Regions from separate parts of the Mus musculus genome. Here region 1 is linked to region 2. Evidence: chromatin loops called from intact Hi-C (ENCODE). Cell type or tissue: left cerebral cortex. All regions are shown on one strand. Links, peaks and the distances in the headings refer to the core of each region. The heading gives the core; the rest is flanking DNA. Region 1 overlaps Gab2 (growth factor receptor bound protein 2-associated protein 2). Region 2 overlaps Gab2 (growth factor receptor bound protein 2-associated protein 2).

Region 1 (2,812 bases), core at 124-2,623, 87 kb after region 2:
CTGCCTCAAATGCTGCCAAAGAAATGAGCAAAGATAAGAGCAACAACAACAAAGTGTCCATGGATTTACAGCAAAAGAAAGATCACCCACTGTGAAAACCTTGGTGTTTACCCTGCCCAGTCTCCCTAGACTCTAATCATACTGGACCACCTACATTTTGTTTGCCACTTGGCCTTTACATCTGTCTCCTGATGGGTATAAAGAATATACCACTGAAGAATTTTTGTTCTCAGACTATTCATTTTAATCTTGGAAGAATTACTTACCATAATGTCTCTGTGTGTTTGCACGATGCTTAGTAGTACGTTTTACCTTAGTACAGAACTTCTAAGTATACAAACTGCAGATACAAGATGAGGAATGTACCTTTGGGGCAGGTTAGGGTGAAGGTGGGTGTTGAGGACATTTGAGGACTCCACAGTCCCAAGCCAACTCTGAAATAAAGTTCAACATTGTTCCTTCTGCCTTCCATTTAAAATTGTGTTCAGTACTACAGGGGAAAGTACAGATGCTGGAGCTCCATGAACATTTAGCAGACTTTTAGGATTTTGTAGGTATAAGCAAAAGAGATGGCTCTGAAAACCAACTCTATCTTTAAGTTTCTGCTCTAACTGAAGAGCATGAAAGAGCTGGACATGAAACATCTGCCTTTAACTACTCACAGAAAGGTTCTTCCTCAAAATTTACAAATAATCACTTCCTAACAGCTCCCTTCTGTCCTCCTGATGTCACATTTTAGTTTCCCTATTTACACAGATCTCTAAGTGCAGATAGACGTCGACGTCGTGCACTTCATTGTCCCTTCTATACAGATTTTCCTAGCTGCATTGGAGGTGAGGCTCATTCCTTTTGAGCCCACATCCAGGTGAACATAGGGGTTGTTTGTTCTACTGGTTCATATTTCTCATCACATGAGTTGAACTATGTGTGTGAAGCACTGAGACTCTTACCTTCTCTCGGGGCTATAATAATCCCTGTGAATAGCCTAAAACACATTGAGAACTGATAAAGCCTACAGTGAAGTTTAAATCACACTAAGGGCCCCCAATAAGCTTATCTAGGTAAGTAACCCATGTTAGGTTGACCTCACTAGATGAAAGTGCAGGGAGGCCTGGTAACTTCCTGAGCCGCTTGTTGAAATGGCAGGCCCTTGCGGCTTGTTTCCAATAGCCTGTGTATTTTTAGTACTGCTTTTCATGTTAGCTTCCTGTTAACTACTTGCAGGAAATCTTTTCTTGGACATAATCTACCCATTTCCTGAAGTTTTCCTTTCCACATTGTGTCAGCTTGGGGATGAATCAAGTCAGCAGTTTTGGAGAAAGCTTGTTCTCTTCTCTGCCACAGCCTCTTTTGTGTGGAATACTAGTAAAGCTGCCTTTCTAGGGGAGATGGGGGAGGCAAGTCCTCAGTGTGTCAGACTCTGAGGCCTCCTGACACAAATGTGCTTTTGTGTGTGGAGGGGCATGTGTATGTGTTTTCCCCTGCCCAATGGACACTTTCATTAATTAGGTCTGGATGGTGTCTTCAGAGTTATAAACAATGGCAATGGAGATACAGAGCTGTCTCAGTGAGGCTATGGTGGCAGCTACTATATTTCCCTTTTTTGCCTCTGCCCCCACTCCTTTGTCCATTGTGAGTCTAGTCTGCTTTAAAGTAGCCTAGGTCCTCCATTGTCCCGTTCCAATTGCACAGACACTCCCTTCTTACCTTGAGAACTTTACACATAGAAGAGAGATTTTGTGTGTGTGTGACAAGCACAATAGCTCCTCATGTTGGCATGATGTTAAAACATGTGTTGACTCAAAGGGGACCTTTATACATGCTCAAGAGGATATAAACTAGATCAGTCATTATAGAAATCAGAATGGAGATTCTTTTTTTTTATTATTATTATTAGGTATTTTCCTCGTTTACATTTCCAATGCTATTCCAAAAGTCCCCCATCCCCACCCCCCCATCCCCTACCCACCCACTCCCCCTTTTTGGCCCTGGCGTTCCCCTGTACTGGGGCATATAAAGTTTGCAAGTCCAAAGGGCCTCTCTTTCCAGTGATGGCTGACTAGGCCATCTTTTGATACATATGCAGCTAGAGACAAGAGCTCCGGGGTACTGATTAGTTCATATTGTTGTTCCACATATAGGGTTGTAGTTCCCTTTAGCTCCTTGGGTACTTTCTCTAGCTCCTCCATTGGGGGCCGTGTGACCCATCCAATAGCTGACTGTGAGCATCCACTTCTGTGTTTGCTAGGCCCCGGCATAGTCTCACAAGAGACAGCTATATCTGGGTCCTTACAGCAAAATCTTGCTAGTGTATGCAATGGTGTCAGCGTTTGGAAGCTGATTATGGGATGGATTCCTGGATATGGCAATCACTAGATGGTCCATCCTTTTGTCACAGCTCCAAATTTTGTCTCTGTAACTCCTTCCATGGGTGTTTTGTTCCCATTTCTAGGAAGGAGCAAAGTGTCCACACTTTGGTCTTTGTTCTTCTTGAGTTTCATGCGTTTAGCAAATTGTATCTTATATCTTGGGTATCCTAGGTTTTGGGCTAATATCCACATATTGTGTGAGTACATATTGTGTGAGTTCCTTTGTGATTGGGTTACCTCACTCAGGATGATGCCCTCCAGGTCCATCCATTTGCCTAGGAATTTCATAAATTCATTCTTTTTAATAACTGAGTAGTACTCCATTGTGGAAATGTACCACATTTTATGTATCCATTCCTCTGTTGAGGGGCATCTGGGTTCTTTCCAGCTTCTGGCTATTATAAATAAGGCTGCTATGAACATAGTGGAGCATGTGTCCTTCT
Region 2 (2,812 bases), core at 220-2,719:
TTGCTTAGCATACAAGATGTCCTGGGTTTTATCCGAGTACATCATAAACAAGTGCTGGGTGGCACAAGGCTGTAATCCCAGCATTCCAAGGGGGAGGGGGAAGGAGGATTAGAAGTTCAGGTCATCCTTGAATTTGAGAAAACAAACAGAAATACTACTTTAGAGATCTTTGGAACTTTGTTTTTTGAAATAGCTTGTAAAAAAAAAGTCGATACTCGTTGCTACTTTGACTCAGGACTGGATGAAGATACAGACTTACGAAGATTCTCTTTATGACCTAGCTCTTGAGTATTTTTTAGAACAGAGTTAGCTCAGAATAAGCCAAGTTTGGAGGCTTGTGTTAAACACAGATTTTACCCTTTTAAACTCCTTAGCAGTCTTGGGTCCTCTGGTGACCTCAGCCTCCTTCTCACACACATTCCCTTTGGCTCCAGCCCCTAGGGCATCTGACACATCAAGCAACAGCTTGGTGTGCCTGGAAGCCTCTCCCACTGTAGAAAGAAGTTTAGCCCTCCTACTTGAAACAGCCAATCAAAATAACTTATGCTTCCAGTACAGCCTCCTTCTACATCCACTACATTTCTGGAGTAAACAGTTGGCTTTTACACACACACACACACAGGATTGAATGTAGGTCTTTTGGGTTCTTGGCAAAAGGTCTATCACTGAATCTCAAACCTTATATTTACTTTTTCCTTTAAAAATCTCTGCCAACTGTTTTAGGTTAGATCCCTGCCCTTGGTTTCTTAGAAGCCCAAATTAATTAGACTCAAACTTAGAGGTATTTCCCAGCCTGATTGGTACATGCACAACCCCTAAACAGCTGTTGTGACTGATATACATAATAGTCATGTGGAATTGTAGATGAGCATTTCTTTATTTTAAGGATGCATCAAGTATCAGAGATAACGGGGAAAGTAGCATATTAAATGCATGATAGTTAAAGGCTATTTTGAAAACATAACTCCCTAAATTGTTGGAAAAGGTAGGTAGGTAAGTAGGGGAAAAACACAACTTGGGAAAAGCTATGTTGTCAGGAAATTAGTTTGTTTTGTGATAGGGTTTCACTCAGCAGTCCAGATGGCCTGGACCTCACTGTGTAGCCCAAGCTAGCCTTCAATTTGACATAATCTCCTGATTCTGCCTCTCAAGAGCTGTTTTTGAAGGCCCATGCCACCACGTCCAGCAACTGGGTTTTGTTCTTAGGGATTTTTTTTTCTCATTGGATTTTATAACTGATTATACATATGAAATAACAGCTGATCTAGAAAATATTTGTTGTGTGTACTAAAGACATTGGGTAGGAAGGAAAAGGAATATATTGAGTATTACCCTTGGTGCAGCATGTGGTTGCACTGAGAGGCTGACAAAAGAAACAGCCTCATTCCCAAGTATGTATCTGAGTCCATACATGCATGAGATCACACAAATACATCTATTTAAATGTTAAGCAGGACTTCTGTGGATTAAAAATTTACAACATACACTGCATTATAATTTATTATAATTTCATAGTGTTAAGGATTTGAGGGGAAAGAAGATTGGTTACAGCACTGCCCCCTGGTGGTTTATTTGAAGAAAGTTGTATTGGTTCTAATGAAGAGCTGAAGGAGGCAGTTAACTTTTATTACCATCGTTAAATATGCGTACTACAGGCTTTGGATTAGTTAACCAACTCATCCCTTCACGGTTTGCTGATGACTTTACCTTCTATCATAAAGAAAATCGATCAGGGTATGGCCATCTGCACAAATCCTAGTCAGTATTCCAAATTTACTCAGTGTTTATGATTCTCTTCCTTTTTTCCTCTTCTTAGAGTAGATAAGGTGACCCACTGTCAGAGCTAATTCTACTACCTGTACTTTGGTTCCTATTCTCTCCTGCCTACTAAGACAATTCTTTCCATTTTTGGTAATTTTTAAATTAGTTCTTTGAGAATTTTGTACAATGTATTTTGATCATATTCGCTCTTTGCCCATCTCTTACCATATCCAGCCCTTTCCGTACCCGCCCAACGTTCTGTCCTATTCTCCCCCAAGCCCATCAAACCTAATTTATGTTATTCATATAATCTTGGATGTGTGGCCTGGCACTGCAACATGATCAACCCATCAAGGGCCAGGACTAAAGGGTGCCACCATGCCTACCTTACTGATATTTATAAAGGACCATATATTTATTTTACTGATTTTTATCTATTGCTTTTCTGTTGACAGTCTCATTTGTTTTCAGTTCTTTATTATAACTTTTTTCTAGTAGCATTTGGTTTACATTATTTTTCTAAGTTTATGTTTTAATGTGGGAGCTTAAATTACTGATTTGAGACTTTCCCTCTAATATATCATTTAGTGCTATAAATCCCCTTTGAAGACTGTTATTCTAAAATTTTAATCAGTTGTATTTTCATTTAGTTCAATGTATTTTTTTAACTTTACTTGAGACTTTCTTTGATTGTTTAGATGTATGTTGCTTTGTTTCTAAATGTTTAAAGATTTTCTTGTTATTTCTCTGTTCCCAATTTTTTGGTTGGCTCCATTTGGGAATAAAACACATTCTGTATAATAAAATTATTTTAAGTTTGTTGAGATTTATTTTATAGCCCAAGATATTATTTTCTTCCTTTATTTCTTTGGGTACTTGAAATGATGTTTATTCTACTATCAAGAAGTAAAATAGTCTACAAATGCCAATTAGACAAGGCATGGTGGGTCATGTGTATAATCTTAGCACTTTGAATGGTACAGTGGGAGCATTAGGAGTTTGAGGATAGCCAGAGTTATATGGAGGGTTTGAGGCCAGCCTAGGACTATAT

The links. Peaks named below come from ENCODE experiments on the same cell type or tissue, not always from the same donor. Only the 100,000 strongest peaks of a DNase experiment are listed, where the experiment ranks them.
Region 1: it touches region 2 in a loop (2.1-fold over the local background); 5 of 42 quality-filtered maps call a loop at or near these places.

Annotation. Positions count from the first base shown.
Region 1 is chr7:97,171,197-97,174,008 of GRCm38, forward strand. All of the region lies in intron 1 of Gab2 (growth factor receptor bound protein 2-associated protein 2), which reads left to right. Among named protein-coding and RNA genes, the nearest start is that of Gab2, 91 kb to the left of the region's middle. In left cerebral cortex, for the core only: no CTCF peak of the experiment used is centred there; a DNase peak (open chromatin) is centred at 1,252; H3K27ac peaks cover 717 bases.
Region 2 is chr7:97,083,929-97,086,740 of GRCm38, forward strand. The region is part of intron 1 of Gab2 (growth factor receptor bound protein 2-associated protein 2); the gene reads left to right. Among named protein-coding and RNA genes, the nearest start is that of Gab2, 3.6 kb to the left of the region's middle. In left cerebral cortex, for the core only: a CTCF peak has its summit at 1,552 (motif pointing left); a DNase peak (open chromatin) is centred at 1,563.